Linked DNA regions of Homo sapiens: all the other regions are linked to region 5. The links are chromatin contacts, found by Hi-C or POLR2A ChIA-PET in ENCODE. All regions are on one chromosome and are shown on one strand. Each heading gives the region's core, a stretch centred on a gene start or an enhancer-like site at or near the end of the contact. The rest is flanking DNA. Distances are from core to core; before and after follow the strand shown.

Region 1 (2,820 bases), core at 187-2,686, 890 kb after region 5:
TGATGTTCCATGCCCACAAGCTAGATAACAATGCGTCAAATATCTCGTTATCATTGCAAAGCAAAAAAATAAAACTTGCTTTAATATAAAACGGTAACTAGTATACAACCTGTAGTAGTTAAAACAATATAAAATTTTACTTAACCAGATATTGCACGTTAAACTCTAGGAACATTAACAGTGGAAACATTCTCCGCATCTAACAAATTACGAGATAAAGTATAGATCCGTTGAGAGGGAACTAACATTCTGACCTCCTTCCAAAACGACAAACTAGAACGGCAAAATTACACTCAGGCACATTGGAGTACTCTTCTCTCAAATCACTCCACAGAGAACTTCATCATTTGCTCCGCCCTCTAATAACTCATGCAAGAAAAGTTCAGCACCATCAGAGAGAAACAAGACAGAGAGAATTCATAGAATGGCTTTAGGGCCTTTCCTCCAGGCGGTAAGAGGATCTGCGTGTGTCCTTCGCAGGGGTCCAAAGGGAGAGAACCTAGGCCTAGGGTTTCGGGGATACCGACACCCAGAAACAGATTTTCTCTCAAAGAAGTTTCTGCCGCCATCCCTATCTTATCAGCAGGAGGCCCCGGCGCCATCGTCTCCGTCTTTATGATTTTATTATGGGGAGGTGGGAAACGCCACCCTGGATTCTTCCAGGCCTCCCCTATTCAGCTTGGGGGTTCCCCCTCATTCTTCCCTCAAAGCCTCAGTCCCTGAGGTCCTCCTCAGCACCCCCCGCTTCTGGCGGCCTGTCCCCCGTGAAGTGTAAAGGCACGGCCGAACCCACCGGCCTTGCCGTGAAGGCGGGAGGGCCCGAACCCGCCAGGGCCACGGCGATGGCTCCGAGGGGCCCAGAAAGGGGAAGGGCAGGCCGGGGACCGGGGCAGAATGACCTGGCCGGGGAAGAAAGGAAAAAAGGAGGTGAGGAGATGCACCGCACCGCAGGGCTGCACAGAGAAGGGAAGATGATGAAGGAGGAGGAGGAGGGCGGTGGCCCGGGTGCGGCCCCCTACTCCTCCCGCCCCCGGGTCCCCGGGCCGGCGGGGGCGGACGGACTCGGCCCATTCCCAGGTCTGGGCTGGCGGGGGGTTGGGGGATCTCCCTCCACGCTACTAGGAGACAGAGAACGAGGGTATCGGGAGCGGGGGGGGGCTGTCTCCCGCCTGAACCCGGAGACCCCGACGCCGTCGTCGCCTCTTCCTCAGGAGGGAGGACGGCAGCTGTGGGTAAAGCCCGAAGGAGGAATGCCTGAAGGTAAGGGGAAGCCCGGGGCAGACCCGCTGCCCGCTCCGGACCCCACTCTCCACCTTCCGGTAACCGCGTCTCTTACCGGTAATGGTGGTGAACTGTTGAATTAACCCCTTCAGCGCCGAGGACGCCGCGGAGCCCCCGTGGGCAGCCATCTTACCGCCGCCGCCGCCGCCGAACAACAACACAGACACACACGGACTGCCCTCCCCCACTTCGCCGTGCGGTGTGCGCAGGCGCATTGACCGCCCCTCGAGCCCCGCCCCTCCCGTCCCCAGCGGTCTGCGCAGGCGCATTTTCCGACCGGGCCCGCGCGCTCCCAGCTCTCGGGTTGGCTGCTCGGTTGCTGCCTGCTCAGTGCATCCTTTTTGCCATTGCTGGTGCCTTCCTCTCCGGGCTCCAAGGCTAGCCTCGCAGGCGCGGTGTCGATTCCTAGATTCCGAAGGAAGCTTCGGTCTCGGCAGATAGTTCTTCGCATTTCAGCTTCGCAAGCTTTATTGACAGAGCCAACTGCCGATGACAGCATTTTTCTGTTTTGCGGTTGTACCGCACTCTATTAGGTTTCCTGCAGGTCCCATCAAAATGCAAACCCTACCTCCTCGCTTTGAAGCGACTCTCCCCGTACTCGCCCCCCAGCCTCTAAACTAATGGCTTAGCTAACCGATTGCGACGAGTGAAATACCAGAACCCTTCATGCCAAAGAAAGCACTTAGCGCGGGGTTGCCACCCAGTAGGTTTTCATAAACGATTGTTTAGTCTGCTTTCCTTAAATAAATTGGCCATCACGTCTCCCGTTAGGGTCTTAATGAGACCCCAAGAGGCGTCATTTGTATAAAAAGAAACTCTGTATATGCAGTAGAGGAAAGAAAACATATAGAAAGGAGACTGGAAAAGTGTGCTCAAAACGCTGGTAACGGTTACCTCCAGAGAAGAGAACGATCGGGACGATGGTCAAAGCGGACCTTACTTCGAGTTTCTTATTTATCTTTTTATTTTTAAACAAACATTATTGGCCGGGCGCGGTGGCTCATGACTGTAATCCCAGCACTTTGGAAGGCCGAGGTGGGAGAATCGCTTGAGGCAAGGAGTTCGAGACCAGACTGGGAAATATATCAAGAATCCATCTCAAAAAAAAAAAAAAAAAAAAGATATTCGTGTGTTCCTTGAATAATTTTAAGTATTTTGCAAAACAGTTACATGAGTGGGGTGCGCTCAAATCCAATAATCCCCCACCTTGCCCATAAAGTTAAAAGAGATTCCAAGTGATTCCGTTTGTTTTAGCCTCCCACCTTCCAACCTCCACCCACATATTTTGCATCTTCATAGGAAAATGGCCCAATAAAAGATGGGATGAGCTGTCTGAAGAATTGACACATCCTAAGAGTAAACATGCTATTGGGGAGAATTAAGAAAGAGCCATGTCAAATCAAGGGGTATAGTTTTTTGTTTTGTTTTGTTTGACAGGGAGTCTCGCTCTGTCGCCCAGGCTGGAGTGCAGTGGTGCAATCTCAGTTTACTGAAAGCTCCGCCTCCCGGGTTCAAGCGATTCTCCTGCCTCAGCCTCCC
Region 2 (3,251 bases), core at 343-2,842, 770 kb before region 5:
GCTAACTTGACTACTCATTTCTATTTGACCTTGCAGAGAAGGTTCTTTCAAGAGCACTTAAAAACAATAGCCTTGCTGGGACAAAGTGAAAAACACTGTGAGAGCCTAGAATGTGTACACTGGAGAAAGACACAACAGGACACGAGAGCTGTCCCAGATATCCGAAGGGGGCTACCTGGGGAAGGAAGCAGATTCATTCTGTGCAGCCCAAAGAGGTGGAACTGGGCTGGGAGGGAGGATGTGGGTCTAAGCAAAGTGCCCCACGGACGCCGCTGTCTAAGAGCAGTGCTGTTAGCTCCCCATGGGTGGGGTTGTTGCAGCCGAGGCTGGGGGGCTAGTTGGCAGCCATGCTGCAGGAGGGGACACCAGCCTTGGGGGAGAGCCGTCTGTTAGCTCCTCACTTCTCGGGTCTTGCCCAACCCTGCCTTCATAAACACTAGAAGAATCCTCCTTGTGAGTGGGATGATATGCCCAGGAATGTTGTGGTAGGGCTAGGAGAGGACAGGGAGAGTCAGCTGCCTTGCCAAGAGCCCAGGACGGGAGGTCCTGGGCCAGGTGGATAGCACCTCCCTCAGCCTCAGAACTCAGAGGCTGGCTCAGAGCCAACACCATTCTGCCCAGTTGTCAATGAAGACTTTCACTCTTAAGAGGGTGAAGGGCAAAACCTAAAGGATTTTTCCAACAGTTGTACTCTGATTGCGGAAACCAAAGGAAAGAGTCATGGGTTCTGACGAAAGGTTAGAAAAGCTTTTGGGAGGAGAAGGCATTGAACCTTGATGAGTGGGAAGTTTAACTTCTGGGAAAGTTAAACTGAAATTCATCTGAGCCGCATTATGCTCTTGGCTGTCCTTCCTTTTACCCTATTCAAACCAATGTAGTCAGCTTACCTCCCGTCTTGGGCAGGGCCTGGGGTGGGAGTAGAGCTGGGGTGAGGTGGGACCACAGTGAATCAGACCCAGCCCCTGCCCACCAGGACCTGTAGTCTGGTCACTGATAATCCAGTAGAAGGCAGTAAATTGTGAGTGCCATAGAAAAGGTACCTTGTGGGGGGCTCGCAGGACAGACCATCACACCTGGCTGGGGATCAGGAATGCTTCATGGGGCAGTTCCTCTTTGAGATGTGTGCTGAGGGATGGGCAGGGCTTTTGAGTGAAGGAAGGAGGGTAGATGTGAGTCTCTATTATAATTCTCCGGCAAAAATATTCTGGTTTCTCTCTCTTAGTGGGTAGATTGGTAGGAAGATAAGGTTGGTTTTGGTAGGCTTTTTCTCTTTCAGGTATCCGATACCCACTCCTCACCTTAAAAGATATCTGTGTCTGTTAACTGTCCTTCTTAGGTCCAGAATCAAACTCATCTGTCAATGGGCTCCATGGATAGGGACCAGCAGGGGAGTTAATGGCCCTGGAGACAGAAGGGGCAGGAGGTCAGGAGTCAGGGCTTCGGGAGCAGCCAAGGGGCATTGGGAGGAAAGAGACTGCAGAGAGACTGAAAGGTAACTCATTACGTGACAAAGACTTACTGTTATTACTGATAATTTGCAGCAGGCACTGTGTTGGGAACTGGGTATCCTAAGATGAGGATAGCAGGGCGTCTGCCCCAGGGACCCCCCGCACGGAGGTGGCTGTGTCGGCAACAGTGGTGTCACAGTAGGTAAGTGCAGCGAGCAAAACAGGCCACAGAAGTGCGCACTGGTCCACGGTGACCCCAAGGAGGACATGATCCCCCTTGTCTGGGAGGTAAGGACAGCAGGCAGCCCACCTGCAGCTGGGAGTGGTGATGGGAGAAGCTGCCGGGCTGGCTTCTTGCAGGTCGGCTCTTAGAGTTGGGCCTTTTTGGCCAATTAAATGGTCTCACCTCTCCCTTAAATTCAAGAACTTTCTCCATGAATTCTCAGTCCTGTGCTCACCCAGCCTCTGCTGCCTCTTTTGCTGTTGGGTGGCTGTGGTCGCCACAGGTTCTGCTGCATTTTAGAGACCGAGTCAGCCTTCTGGACTTCCCACCTGCTGGGTAAAACTCAAGTAACATGTGAGAGCCGCGCTCCTCAGGCCCCACCCCCTGTGGGTGATTGATTTCTAAGTAGGGGAAGCCCGCCCTCCTCAGGTCCCACCCCTTGTAGATGATTGATTTCTAAAGTAACAAGTGAGAGCCAAGCTCCTCAGGCCCCACCCCTTCTGGATGATTGATTTCTAAGCAGGGGAAGCCCGCTCTCCTCAGGCCCCACCCCTTGTAGATGATTGATTTCTAAAGTAACAAGTGAGAGTTGCGCTCCTCAGGCCCCACCCCTTGTAGATGATGGATTTCTAAGCAGGGGAAGCGCGGCCGCCCCGGGTTAGACACGCGTCTGTTTGCTTGCAGATGTGCACACACTGTCTCCGGCTTCTTCTGTGGCTTGGTAGAAGCCCCAGCTTTTTAACTTATTAAGCACAGCTCTTCCCTCTGTAGGACTGCAGGCAGGACAGTCCTCTTCCCGGGCTCACCGCAACATTCAGTAGCTGCTTTGAAGGAACAGAATAAGGTTGCCACATGCCAGTCTGTCCTCCGATCACTTCAGGGTTCCACTCACCGTGGGTTCAAGGCTTCTTTGATTCTTTGTTTCCTTTAGTTTTCATTCTCTCCTCTTCAGAACAAGAGTAGATGGTTCGGTGTATGCAAATATCACAGTTCCAGGTAACTTGAAGGAGCAGTTTGGATTTAGGTATTCATTCTTACTTTTATAGGACTGTAGATATCTCTTTATGCAAATAAGACTTACTATTGTATTATAAGAGCAATAACCATGCACTGCTTCAAATGACATCATTTACATTTTTATTTTTGCAATAAGAATATATTTAGGCAACAGAATCAATGCTGCTTTTTGAGAGGTATTTTCTAATTTCTAATGTTGATGGGTTCAAAGACTTGCTATGAGTACATGGGTCACAGACACCACCTCATGCAAAGCAGAAAGGAAATAAATCAAGGAATGAGAACGAGAGCCAACACCATTCTTTCTTTCTTTTTTTTTTTTTTTGAGACAGAGTCTTACTCTGTTGCCCAGGCTGGAGTGAAGTGGTGCAATCTTGGCTCACTGCAACCTCTGCCTCCCGGGTTCACACCATTCTCCTGCCTCAGCCTCCCGAGTAGCTGGGACTACAGGCGCGTGCTACCATGCCCAGCTAATTTTTTGTATTATTAGTAGAGACAGGGTTTCATCATGTTGGCCAGGATGGTCTCGATCTCCTGACCTTGTGACCTCCTGACCTCGTGAT
Region 3 (3,085 bases), core at 576-3,075, 540 kb after region 5:
AGCTAATTTTTGTATTTTTCGTAGAGACGGGGTTTCACCATGTTGGCCAGGCTAGTCTCGAACTCCTCACCACAAGTGATCCACCTGCCTCGGCCTCCCAAAGTGCTGGAATTACAGACGTGAGCCACCATGCCCGGCTAATTTTTGTGTTTTTAGTAGAGACAGGATTTCACCATGTTAGTCAGACTGGACTCGAACTCCTGACCTTAGGTGATCCGCCTGCCTTGGCCTCCCAAAGTGCTGGGATTACAGGCGGGAGCCAATGCGCCCAGCCGAGGGTCATTTTTAACTAGCATTGTGATCGATTCAGGTTTAGCTGGGAATCTTGCTCCATGACATTTAAATACATTATCAGAGGCAAGTAACTGCCTCGCCTTAGGGCGGAGTTAGCCAAACTGCTGTCTATCTAACAATCTTCAACACAGGCTAGGTTTACAGCCACCATTACTTGATAAGAACATCCAAAGGAAATTGAAGGATGCTATGCTATATATAACCTTGCAAAATCGATGACAAAAATTATCTTAACTCTGAGTTTTCTTGAGAAGCATATTGTAACCCAAAATTCAGGGCCGGGGGGCGGGGGGAACCAGCAGGGTCCACAAGTACTCTAGACAGCCTAACCTTAATTTTCACAGTAAGCTTAGCATATAAGCATGGGGTAGCCAAATACAATTTCCTACTTTAATCCTCTTATCAACGGGGAAGAAAATGGAAAAAGCTGCAGAATCCAGTCCCCCGGGTAAGTGAGGTCTCTACAAGCAGTAAGCAGAGGGAAAGCGTTATCCGAAAAGAGCCGAATCAGAATGTATTTTCTTACCCACCCTCCCAACCTTAAAAGAACTGTCCAGCAGAATGTGACACAATCGGCCTCTCCGGCGCCCATCAATCCAGCACAGCCCTCTGACCACACCGCTAATCTCCAAGTATCTTTCACAAATAAGTCACTCCTATGGCTCCCGTCTTGTAGTGAGAACTGCTAGCAATATTCTTAATGTGAACACCTGCGGCGTTCAGTCGGATTCTGCCTTGAGAAAACAGAATCCACACACAAGGCGAACAGGCAGAGCATGGCAAGATCAGGTTGTACCAGAGCCGAAGGGTAAGTTTACAGAAACCCGTATCTAATTAATGCCTGTAACACGCTAGTAACCGAATCGGGGACAGCTTTGTCCCTTTCCGCAGTGAGAACGGGGCCCGCCCGGAGCCCGGGGAACCGAAGGTTTAGGAGCCCAAGGTCACCCACGAATCCCAGCCGTTCCCTGGGGCGACTTCCTGGAGCAGCCACGTGTTCCCCCGGCGCCGCACGCCGCGCAGCTGCACCTTGGCTGCGCCCGCGCTCCCGGACCCGCAGCCCGGAGCCGGCGCACTAGGGCCTGCGGCCTTCAAGGGCGAGGACCCGAAGTCCCCGGGGCTGAGAGCGACAGTGGGGGTACACCTGGTCTCGTCATTCGTCGCTCTGTGACCGAGGAGGCGGGCAAGAAGGCAGAGAGAAGGGAAGGGACGAGAGGCGAAGGGACGAGAGGCGCAGGGACGCCTCTGCGCACAGCCGCCGACCCCGTGTACCTGCAGCCGCTCGAGGCGCCGCCACAGCCCCTTCCCCACAGGCTCGCGGCCCCGCTCCATCCCGGCCGCCCCGCCTGGGGCCGCGACCGCTTTCCCGCTCCCCGTGCGGCTCCCTATGGCTGCTGGACAGCACCGGAGCGGCCGCTCCAGCCAGCCCCGCAGGATGAAGGGAGGACACGAGGGTCGGTGTAGTTCTAGAAGCCCGCACTCACACTAGCGCGTCCTCCGTCCCGAGCCGCCACCCGATATCCCGACGCTCTGAGGGGATGGCGGCCCCTAACCGGCGGTTTATAGCCTGGCCCCGCCCCCGGCCCCCAGGGGGGCTGTGCGTCACTTCCTGAGGCACGTACGCTCGCGAGGTGCTCTGACAGATCGCCCGGGGGGCGGGGATGCGCGCGCAGCGGGCGGGGCCCTATGCGGAGGGCGCTGCGGGCGAGGCGAAGGCCAAGGGAAAAGGCGCCAAGGCAGCAGGTGCCCCGAGGAGCCGCGCGATGGGCGCACTGGCCTCTGCCTCGGCGCCTTCCTCCACCCTGGTAGCCTGGCAGCCTCCGCCTGACCTTGACCAACCTCCAGTCCCTGCAGTGCTAGGTCCAATCTGTTGGCGTTGACGCTTAAATGTTGGATATTGCACTGCGGCAGTGCCTTGAAATGTACGTGCAGGATGGAATGTTAGGTAACTATTAAAGCCACTCTTGTGAAGATGTATTTTGCAGCCTCAGAAATACAAAAAGGAAAAGAAAAGCAAAATGCAAATTTTTATTCAGAATGTATACAAGCTGCACTTTAACCAAGACTAGCGGAGTGCTTTGCGTAATGTTTAATGCATGAGGGAATAAAAGGGAAAATAGAAACAAGTGACTTAATAGGGTGATAGGATTGTAGATTAACTTTCGTTTTCATTGCCATCGCTGTTATTGGATTGTGCAATGAATAACAAATAAATAAAATTCAATTCTTGTCACTGTTTAAACTCTTTCCAAACAATCACACCCTCTCCCTCCCTCTGGTCAGTAACCAGCAGGCCAGGGAGGTAGTAGCTACAATGCAAGAAAGCAACCCATACCTTAAAAAGCATTGCACATAAACTGACCTTCAGGCCCGTAGGGACACAGAACAGCCCTTTAAGAAGCAAATCCGTTTCTGGGCCTTGGGCTTTTACTCTTCCCTTTATTTCTTCTGCTCTAAGATAGAGAAAGTACTTGGGATTCTCACCGCCTTTCTCTTTACTCCCATTCTCTAAAATCTCTCTCCCCAAAGAGAAGTGTTTAAAAGTCATATGAGTTGCCAGGCGCGGTGGCTCACGCCTGCAATCCTAACACTTTGGGAGGCCGAGGTGAGCGGATCACGAGGTCTGGAGTTCGAGACCAGCCTGACCAATATGGTGAAACCCCATCTCTACTAAAAAAATTTCAAAAAAAATTAGCCAGGCATAGTGGCACGCGCCTGTAATCCCAGCTACTCAGGAGGCTGAGGCAGAAGAATCGCTTGAACCCAAGAGGCGGAGGTTGCAGTGAGCCAA
Region 4 (3,024 bases), core at 495-2,994, 640 kb after region 5:
CTAGAACTGGGAGACAACACGTTTCTGCTGTCCAGCCACCCAGTGTGCGGTACTTTGTTACAGCAGCCCCAAAAAATAAAGACACCATTCCATGTCATGTTCTTGAAATTCATTTGTTAATGAGTGAAGCCGAGGCTCATTCATTTTCTCTGTCATGTTCTATTATATGATATCCCACAATTTATCCATTTTACTTTGAAAAGTTATATGGTTTGCTTACAGGTTTTATTGTTGTTTTGAAATTGCAAACTGTGCTGCCCCGAACCTCCCTGCAAACTGTGCCGTAGGAGTGGAGCTGCACTTGGGTCAAAGAGGGCAAAGGTAAGTCTTAACTGTGCAGCCCAGATCAGAGCAATAACAACTCATCAAGATAAGTCTAATTGCTACTCAACGGGGTGGAACTTACACGCTTGCCAGTGGGCAGGCAGAGTTCCCTGTGTCCTACATTCTTGTTAACACTTGAAACTCCAGTCTTTTTTTTTTTTTTTTTTTTTTTTTTGAGAGATGGAGTCTCACCCTGTTGCCCAGGCTGGAGTGCAGTGGTGTGATCTTGGCTCACTGAAACCTCTGCCTCCCGGGTTCAAGCGATTCTCCTGCCTCAGCCTCCCAAGCAGCTGGGACTACGGGCTCCCGCCACCACGCCCAGCTAATTTTTGTGTTTTTAGTAGAGACGAGGTTTAACCATGTTGGCCAGGATGGTCTCAATCTCTTGACCTCATGATCCGCCCACCTCGGCCTCCCGAAGTGCTGGGATTACAGGCGCAAGCCACTGCACCCCGCCCTGCAGTTTTGTTTTGTTTTTTTAATTTATTATTTTAAAAAAATGTTTTTGAGACAGGATCTCACTCTGCCACCCAGGCTGGATCATGGTGGCATGATCTTGGCTCACTGCAGCCTCGTCCTCCCAGGCTCAAGTGATCCTCCCGCCTCAGCCTCCCAAGTAGCTGGGACCACAGGTATGTGCCACCATGCCTGACTAATTTTTGTGCTTTTTGTAGAGATGAGTTCTCACTGTGTTGCCCAGGGTGGTCTCAAACTCCTGGGCTCAAGCGATCTTCCTGCCTCAGCCTCCCAAATTGCTGGGATTACAGGCATGAGCCAACACACCCAGCCCGAAGGAACTGCCATTCTTTTTATCTTTGCCAATCTGATGGTTATAGAATGGTATTTCCTAGTGGCTTTATTTTGCGTTTTCTTTATTTCTAATAAAGTTAAGCATCTTTTACATGTTGATGGACAATGTATATTTCCTGTTTTGCAAAACACCTGGTCGGGTTTTCCTGGTCTTTTTTCTTATTTATTTCTAGGAGTTCTTTATGTACTCTGGACTCTGATCCTGCATTGGTCTTTCTAAAGCTTTATTCGTCGCATCCTCTGATGAACAGAGCTTTTCTTTTTTCTTTTCCCTTTTAAAATTAGTAGAATTTATTCATCTTTTTCTTAACAATTAGTGCTTTCAAGAAATTCTTTGTACCCCCAAGGTCAAGAGATATTATCCTATACTCGCTTTGTAAGGGTTGGTATTCTGCCTGTCAGGTCGTTAATGGACCTGGCATTGATTTTGGAGCCTGCTGTGTAGTCAGATCTAAACTGGGAAAGGAACAATTGCCTGCTTTTCTCACAGGGGCGTTCTGAAGCTCAAAGGAGAAAATGCGTGTGAAAGTGTCCAGAACTGTGAAACAATGTACAAGTAAGAGAGTCTGCGATGCTGATTTGCTGGAGGGTGACAAAGCCGTTTAAGAGAAGGCTGCTTTGGCCTTTGATTTGCTAATCAGTTGGTAGCGTCATAGGCTGCCAGTAGGCCAGGCAGAAACCCAACCTCCATTCTGCCTCCGGAGGCTGGAGAACACAGCCAAAAAGACCAGCTGAAGCATGTGGTCTTTGCAGGAAAGTAAGTTCCAGTGGCACTGCTGGGGCTGGCCCCGTCCACCCACACTGTTCACTCCATCTGCCACCTGACATTAGCAAATTAGGCTGCAAATACAGCCCTGAGTCATAGAGAAAAGATGAAATTACACTCAGGAAACTCTGCTCACTGAAGTGCATGAGTAACAGGATGCAGAAAGACACCCATTAAAAGCGGCTAAAAACGAGTCAGGTGCTCCAAGGCAGCCTGCTGCACACCCCAACACGCGGGCAGGCTCCGCCCCAGCTCCAACTCCACCTGGAGGGGCAACACGCACCCATTATACGAGCCACACGGGGGCCCCAGCAACTGGCCCAGACAAGGCTGCAGAGCCCACTCAGGGTGGAACCCCCTTTAGCGAACTGGAAGGTTCCATGACGGGGCTGCGGGGAAGGAAGCCGACTCGTGGGGAGTTAGCTGAGCTGCCGGAGGAAACTGACAAAATCAAACGCACCCTTTGGCCTGCACAAGGCGATATTGTTGGTTCTCCCTGAAGCACATCCTGGCCAGGAGACAGAGCTTAGGCCAGCCCCCGGGCCAGGTGCCTGCTACCCAGACCTGTGATCCTAGCCAAAAGTCTCTGAGTTCTGGATGTCCACACTGGGAAGGGAGAGCAGCGAGGGAAGGGTTACCAAAGGGGCCTGAGGAGACATTCGGGGGTGACAGATTGTCAGCATCTTTTTGTTTGGTTTTTCTTTTAAGCGATGGGGGCGGGGGGTGGGGGGGGGTCTCACTATGTTGCTGAGGCTGGTCTCGAACTCCTGGCCTCAAGCAATCCTCCTGCCTCAGCCCCCGAGTAACTGGAATTCAAGACGTCAGCCACGGCCCCCAGCTTAGCTTCAGCATCTTGATTGCAGTGGTGGCTTCACAGATGTATACATATGTCAGAACTTATCAAATTGTATATTTTCAATATCTATTTTAGACAATTAGATCTCAATAAGGCTGTTTAAAAATTACAGAATGGTGTGATGGCGACTTTTACTAAATATGCATGTTGACAGCAAGAGGAACGACTAGAAGGAGGTCCCCAGATGTTAACAGTGCTTAGTTCTGGGCTGTGGGATTACAGAGGATTTTACTTTTCCTCTTTGTGTTTTTCTGTACTTTAAAAAATT
Region 5 (2,892 bases), core at 72-2,571:
ATTTCAATGGTAACTTTTCTTAAGCCTTATTTTCAGAAAGTAGAGTCCTTCTATTTTTAGTATCTTGCAACGCCCAAGCCCCCGTGCACTTCTAACCCACTACAGATACTGTACTGCAACATTTTCTCCGTGCATAAACGCCTACCTTTCTTTTTTTAAAGGCTAGTATATTGTTCCATTATACAAACGTACCGTAATTAATATTTCACCAGCTCTTACTAATGGACTTCCGGTCGTTTCCAATTATATTATAAATATTACATACAATGCTCAGGTCAACAACTTTTTACATGTGTATCTTTAGCGTATGCAAGAGCAACTAAATTACCACTGGGTCATTTCAAGTTGCTCCTCTTTGAACTGTTTTGAGCTTAGATCTATCTCTGAACAGGAACAAAAACTAGAAAGCACCCAAAACTCTGGTTGCAGATGCAGAAATACAGTGTGGCACAATGCTAATGGGGGAAATGGTCTCTTCTTTGACGGATCGCCTATTAGCTTGAGACTAGATCTTAAAGGGTTCCCAAAGCAAGAAAATACACTGTAATTATCGAAGAATTTTAGATACCTCAGAGATGAGGTTAAGAAATAGTAAAAGCTTAACAGTCGAAGATCTGAAGCTTCAATTTCATTCTTTGATGTTCCCGATTACAGAAAGTTCAAAGATGATGTTTAAAAATATTATATATGCCCAAATGCTTAAAAAAAAAAAAGGAAGCATGATAAACGTCATCGCCCAGCCTTCTTAAAGATCGCTCCCACCCGCGGCTAGCCGGGCAGGAGAAGAGACTCGAGCGGCACCCGAGCCGCATCCACGCCGCCCGCCCGCCCCTGGGGTCTGGGTAGGTAACGGGCCCGGCGGGAAGGAGGGGCTCCCAGGCCGTCCCTCCCAGCGCTCACCTCAGCTCCTCGTCGACATTCCCGCGGGGCTGTTCGGCCGACGCCACCATAGAGGAAGTCGTAGAGGTCTTGTTCTTCAAGATCCCCTTGATGGGCCGGTGCGAGGCCGTCGAGGCCGCCATTGCCGGGCGCTCCGGCTGTCGGCTCAGGGTCGCTGCTTGGCGTGGGGTCCGCGAAGAGAAGGGTCGGCACAGCAGAGACTCGCAGGCAGCCGCAGATCCCGCTCAGGGCTAAAGCGGCCGCAACTGCTGCCTCGGAAACGGCTACCGCAGCGGTTGTCACGACACAACGACCCCGACGCCAGAGCCAACGCCGAACGGGTGGCGGCTACTCGCGCACCCTTAGCCACTGGCACTTGACCCGCGGCTCGCGGAGAGACGCCGGCCTAGAGCTCCAGCGCAGGAGCGACGCGACGCCGAAGCCAAGCGGACCCGCCCTCTCGCGATATCTAGGGAGGAGGCGGGGAGAGGGCGGGGCGAGAACAAAGCCGACCTCCTCGCCCCGCCCCCTCCGTCCCGCCCGGGCTGCTCGCCCCGCCCCCGCGCGGCGCTGGGAGGCGGGAGCTGTCTCTGAGAACCTGCGGGAGAGCGCCCGGGCTTGCTGCTTCCCGGACCCGCGCGTCTCTCGAGCACCCTCGTCCCACCACCTTGTGAGGCCGTAGTGTTATTTTTATTTTTTAGATCAGCAGACTGAGACTCGAGGTGACGTCACTCCGCAGAGAGGTTAGCTGACTTGAAGAAAACGGGTATCTCCTCTTTCCATTTCGCCCGTGTAAACAGCCGAACTGCCTATTATAAAAGCATGGACTGCCAGCATTGGAGTGGTCCTTAGAGGCCTATTATGAAATCATAGAATGTCTGCATTGGAATCGCCTCACCTCCTTTTACCGCTGGAGAAGCCGACGGACAGACGGGCAGCGACCCCCGCCGTCGCACAACCCGTCTAGGCAGAGAGCGCAGGAGACGGGAGGGCGGCAGGGACACATCTCCCAGCCAAGGACCTCCTGGGCCCGCAGAGGCCGCGACAGGTTCCCCCCACAGAGGGAACCAACTCTGCCGCAGGTTGATGTGGACTTCAAGCCTGCAGAACGGAGAGCCCATTTCCATTGCTTAAAGCCACCTCGTGTGTGGTATTTGTTATGGTCCCTGTACACTCCCTTCCCTCCCTCTCCCAAGTCCAGTCCGCAGCTCGCTCATCACCAGGCTCTTTTCCATGACTCTTTCTTGATCAGGCCTTTTTATCGTCCTCACCACAGGTTAGAGCACAGCAGACTGAGCCACCCAGAACTGGCCCCTCCGGTGGACCAGCCCCTGCGGATTCACAGACCACTGGTCCTGGAAGGGACCTTGTCAAGCAGGCCCATAAGGTGGCTATTCAGCCTGTTTCTCCAACAACCCCAGGGGCTAGAAGCCCGCCACACCCCCGTGTAACTCATTTTGTTTTTGGACAGCTCTGACTCTGGGAGTTCTTAGATTGAGCTGACACCTCGCTCCCAGCAATGTCTGTCCACTGCTGTGGGGGGTGAGAGGAAGCGTTTTCCCCTATCTAGCCCCTATAGCAGCAGTTTCACTCCCATGGCTCATCTCTGGACCACAGTCTCATCTTCTTTAACACAGGCTCTGTGCCTTTTGAGGATGACCCTGTTCTGTGTCCTTAGGACTCTGCCCCTCAGGGATGACTGTAGGGTTCTGAAAACGATTGTTTTTATCGTCTGGCCCCGAGCCCCTAGCTCCTAGATGAGTTCCTGGCACAGAACAGGGCCTCAGTATGGGAATGGATGTGGATGGAGATAATGGAGGGGAAGTGAGCTGGAAGGGGAGAAGGGAAACAGGGTTGCTGGTCACAGAGTGGAATGTGTTCCCCAGGGATTTGCCTCAGCCAGGGGCCTGCACAGTCACTGTTGGCACTGTCCCCACCTTTGTTCCCAGTCAAATATCCACTGGTGCCGTCTCTCCCTCCCAGGCCAGGACTGCTCAGTGGATCTAACATTAC
Region 6 (3,132 bases), core at 191-2,690, 960 kb after region 5:
TGTAATCCCAGCATTTTGGCAGGCCGAGGCGGGCGGATCCCTTGAGGTCAGGAGTTTGAGATCAGCCTGGCCAACATGGTGAAATCCCGTCTCTACTAAAAAACAGAAAAATTCCCCGGGCGTGATGGTGCACGCGTGTAACCCCAGCTACTCGGGAGGCTGAGGCAGGAGAATCGCTTGAAACCGGGAGGCGGAGGTTGCAGGGAGCCGAGATCGCGCCACTGCACTCCAGCCTGGAGGACGGAGCGAGATCCTGTCTCAAAAAAAAAAAAAAGAAGGCTCCAGACGGGCAATTCTTTAATTTTTAACACAACAAACACCCATCGAACACAGCGCGGGCATTTTGACAATGGACAAAATCTTGCCCTTGACTTTATAATCCATCGACATTTGGGGACCCATAAACCCCCTAACCTCTGAGAACTATTTAGACAAATACTAGTCGGGTTTTTTGGTTTGTTTTTACTTTTTAAATGGAAAAGTGATGATTCACCTTTTCAAAGACTTGCGGCTTTTGGCCAACAAACACGCCATGGTTTACTCACCCACTTCCTCTGATTCTTGGCCAGACGCTCTAAGCTTGCACTCCCTGGGATAGTGTTTTTGAATTATCGTCCACAGTTCCACGTTGACGAGAGAATTTCTTCGGGTATGGTACCGAGTCCACGACGATACCCGGCGGCGACAGAAGGGACAGCATAAACTCGCCTTTTCGACGGTCGACTGGAAGCACGGTTTACACAGCGTGTGGTTACACGGGAGGGTGACGGGCTCCACGAGGATTTCCATGCAGATCCCGCACTGGCACTCGGACAGCGAGGGGATGGCGTCTTTGGGTAGAGCCATTTCAATATGTTAGTAAAGCCGACTAAACAACGACACCTGCACGAAAAAGAATCCTATTTTCGGCCAACCACAGAGAGAGCAAAAGCAGTTTTGTGTTTCAGTATTATGCCCAGAAGCGTATCAGAATTCGGAGAACAGGAGCATCCAACACGTCTTGAAGCAAAAAGGCGCTCTCAGGGTCAGGCAAACAGGAATACCCCGGAGGGCGGCGTCTTTGTCCATTTTCAAGGCAAACGTCCCGCCAGCAAATAAATGCAGGTTTTCGTCGGAGGAGCCTGGCTGCTCCGCGGCATGAACACCGCGGCTGCGGCTCCCGGGGCAGCGAGGGGAACGCGCCAAGTCCTCTCCTCCCCTCACCCGGAAAGGATGCTCCGCTCAGCTCGGGGCAGCCGGGCCCCGGGACGCGGCTCCGGGAGGAAGCCCGGGCTCCGGCTGCAGCATAACTTCCGCTTTACCGCTGCTGCGGGGGAGACGCGCGACTCCCGTGTTCACCTTTCGGGCGCCTGGCGCAGTTTCCCAGAGCTCCGCGCCCCCGTCCCTCCTACGCAGCCAGAAACCCTATTCGTTGCGGCAGCGCAGCAGCCACCGGACAAGCGCTAGCAACGTCACAACCGCCCGCCAAAATCGCACTTCCCACCCAGAAAACTGCCCAAGGGCGAACGTTCCCGGGGCGGGACTTCCGGGGTCTGCGCGCCGCCCGCCCTCCCTCCCAGCCGGAGACGGTCCCGCCCTGGCGTCGCAGCCCCGCCTAGTGCAGCCTGGGTGGAGCCTGACCTTTCCCTGAGATTTCTGCGAGGCCTCAGACACCCCTGGTTTCTTGGTTTCTGGGTAGAAAAAGGGAAACCTCAAAACAAAATCAACAGCCAAACAAGGCCGGGTGCGGTGGCTCACGCCTGTAATCCCAGCACTTCGGGAGGCCGAGGCGGGCGGATCACCTGAGGTCAGGAGTTCAAGACCAGCCTGGCCAACATGGTGAAACCCCCGTCCTTACTAAAAATACAAAAATTAGCTGGGCATTGTGACAAGCTCCTGCAATTCCAGCTACTCAGGAGGCTGAGACAGGAGAATCGCTAAACCTGGGAGGCAGAGGCTGCAGTGAGCCGAGATTGTGCCACTGCACTCCAGCCTGGGGGACAGAGCAAAATTCCACCTCAAAAAATACAAATAAATAAATAGATAAAAGAATTGGGGTCTCACTGTTTTATCCAGGCTGGACTACAACTCCAGGGTTCCAGGGATTCTTTCGCCTCAGCCTCTGGAGTAGCTGGGTCTAGAGCTTGCAACTCCATAGCCAGCTCCGGACCTGCATTTTTTGAGGGAATCAATCAGTGTGAAGGAAGAGAAAAGAAAATCACTGTGCGTGAAAGCAGCCTTTAAGTTGTTTTGAGGCTGCTGAGAGCATTCAGGCTGGGTAGGGGATGGTTTCCAGGTTGAGAACAACGAGGAGACATCGGTCGTTGGTAGAAGTCTTTGGGAACTTTCATTTCAATGTGGGTTCAGAAACCTGTTATTGTCTGTGATAGCTCACACCTGTAGTCCCAGCACTTTGGAAGGCCAAGGCGGGAAGATCAGTGGAGCCCAGGAGTTCAGGTCCAGCCTGGGCAACATAGTGAGACCCTGTCTCTACAAAAAATAAAAAAATTAACTCGGTGTGCTGGCTCACACTTATACTCTCAGCTACTCTGGTGGCTGAGGTGGGAGGATCACTTGAGCCCAGGAGGTCAAGGCTGCAGTGAACAGTGATCGTACCACTGCACCCCAGCCTGGGTGACAGGGCAAGACCCTGTCTCAAAAAAAAGAAAAAAAAAAGAAACCTGGGACTGTCATCTGGTTGTCTACAGTAACAGTACCTTAGCTTGGAATTTCAGGCTTGTTTTTTGTTCGTTTGTTTGTTTTTTTGAGATGGCTCCTCATTCTGTTGCCCAGGTTGGAGTGCAGTGGTTTGATCTCAGCTTACTGCAACCTCCACCTCCTGGGTTCAAGCGATTCTCATGCCTCAGCCTCCCGAGTAGCTGCAATTACAGGCGCGTGCCTTGTAATACCACGTGCATTGTAATACCACGCCTGGCAAATTTTTGTATTCTTAGTAGAGATGGGGTTTCACCATGTTGGCCATGCTGGTCTCGAACTCCTGACCTCAGGTGATCCACCGGCCTTGGCCTTCCAAAGTGCTGGGATTACAGGCGTGAGCCACTGCACCTGGCCTTCAGGCTTCCTAATATGTCCACAACCTGCTTTTCCCATCGAATCTCCCATTATTCTTTTAAACATGCAACTATGATTTAT

The links. A loop is a pair of places that touch in the nucleus more often than their neighbours do. ChIA-PET counts read pairs that join two places held with the same protein, here RNA polymerase II (POLR2A). Pooled maps may share reads with other maps.
Region 1: a loop to region 5 is called in a map with no recorded cell type, with 9 times the contacts of the local background. The contact joins the promoter of UBXN7 here to the promoter of PPP1R2 in region 5. A Hi-C loop is called at or near these places in 1 of 168 maps with a recorded cell type or tissue (tibial artery), 1 of 37 single-sample maps with no recorded cell type and 4 of 50 pooled maps.
Region 2: a loop to region 5 is called in a map of CD8-positive, alpha-beta T cell, with 9 times the contacts of the local background. The contact joins the promoter of LINC01972 here to the promoter of PPP1R2 in region 5. A Hi-C loop is called at or near these places in 3 of 168 maps with a recorded cell type or tissue (CD4-positive, alpha-beta T cell and CD8-positive, alpha-beta T cell) and 14 of 50 pooled maps. POLR2A ChIA-PET finds 5 or more read pairs at or near these places in 2 of 52 experiments (PC-3 and PC-9).
Region 3: a loop to region 5 is called in a map with no recorded cell type, with 24 times the contacts of the local background. The contact joins the promoter of TFRC here to the promoter of PPP1R2 in region 5. A Hi-C loop is called at or near these places in 1 of 37 single-sample maps with no recorded cell type and 9 of 50 pooled maps. POLR2A ChIA-PET finds 5 or more read pairs at or near these places in 1 of 52 experiments (T-cell).
Region 4: a pooled map shows a loop between it and region 5 (7-fold over the local background). The contact joins the enhancer-like site here to the promoter of PPP1R2 in region 5. A Hi-C loop is called at or near these places in 2 of 37 single-sample maps with no recorded cell type and 8 of 50 pooled maps. POLR2A ChIA-PET finds 5 or more read pairs at or near these places in 3 of 52 experiments (B cell, HEK293 and activated naive CD4-positive, alpha-beta T cell).
Region 6: a loop to region 5 is called in a map of ascending aorta, with 8 times the contacts of the local background. The contact joins the promoter of RNF168 here to the promoter of PPP1R2 in region 5. A Hi-C loop is called at or near these places in 1 of 168 maps with a recorded cell type or tissue (ascending aorta), 1 of 37 single-sample maps with no recorded cell type and 14 of 50 pooled maps. POLR2A ChIA-PET finds 5 or more read pairs at or near these places in 1 of 52 experiments (CD8-positive, alpha-beta memory T cell).

Annotation. Positions count from the first base shown.
Region 1 is chr3:196,430,991-196,433,810 of GRCh38, forward strand. UBXN7 (UBX domain protein 7) reads right to left here and starts at 1,437. Exons shown (of 11, transcript NM_015562.2): 1 at 1,337-1,437. The coding sequence starts at 1,409. It overlaps UBXN7-AS1 (UBXN7 antisense RNA 1), which reads left to right and starts at 395. Exons shown (of 2, transcript NR_046745.1): 1 at 395-451; 2 at 1,212-2,044. RefSeq lists enhancers at 194-968, 545-594, 969-1,742, 1,675-1,754 and silencers at 1,305-1,364, 1,385-1,634.
Region 2 is chr3:194,767,117-194,770,367 of GRCh38, forward strand. LINC01972 (long intergenic non-protein coding RNA 1972) reads right to left here and starts at 1,593. Exons shown (of 3, transcript NR_146990.1): 1 at 1,520-1,593; 2 at 1,299-1,401. All of the region lies in intron 3 of LINC01968 (long intergenic non-protein coding RNA 1968), which reads left to right. All of the region lies in intron 2 of LOC105374292 (a long non-coding RNA gene), which reads left to right. RefSeq lists enhancers at 2,084-2,378, 2,494-2,593 and a silencer at 2,224-2,323.
Region 3 is chr3:196,080,265-196,083,349 of GRCh38, forward strand. TFRC (transferrin receptor) reads right to left here and starts at 1,826. Exons shown (of 19, transcript NM_001128148.3): 1 at 1,779-1,826. RefSeq lists an enhancer at 78-577 and silencers at 1,459-1,758, 1,809-2,148.
Region 4 is chr3:196,177,832-196,180,855 of GRCh38, forward strand. No RefSeq gene overlaps it. Among named protein-coding and RNA genes, the nearest start is that of ZDHHC19, 32 kb to the right of the region's middle. RefSeq lists an enhancer at 1,957-2,156. Within about 2 kb of position 1,745, at least 16 of the 41 ENCODE cell types and tissues checked have a DNase peak (open chromatin) inside an H3K27ac peak, as active enhancers do; they include B cell, where a contact is called at or near this core.
Region 5 is chr3:195,542,004-195,544,895 of GRCh38, forward strand. It overlaps PPP1R2 (protein phosphatase 1 regulatory inhibitor subunit 2), which reads right to left and starts at 1,322. Exons shown (of 6, transcript NM_006241.8): 1 at 901-1,322. The coding sequence starts at 1,022. RefSeq lists a silencer at 1,294-1,533.
Region 6 is chr3:196,502,328-196,505,459 of GRCh38, forward strand. It overlaps RNF168 (ring finger protein 168), which reads right to left and starts at 1,441. Exons shown (of 6, transcript NM_152617.4): 1 at 546-1,441. The coding sequence starts at 846. LOC105374307 (a long non-coding RNA gene) reads left to right here and starts at 3,025. Exons shown (of 3, transcript XR_924897.3): 1 at 3,025-3,132. RefSeq lists enhancers at 1-235, 236-919, 571-640, 681-770 and a silencer at 1,391-1,690.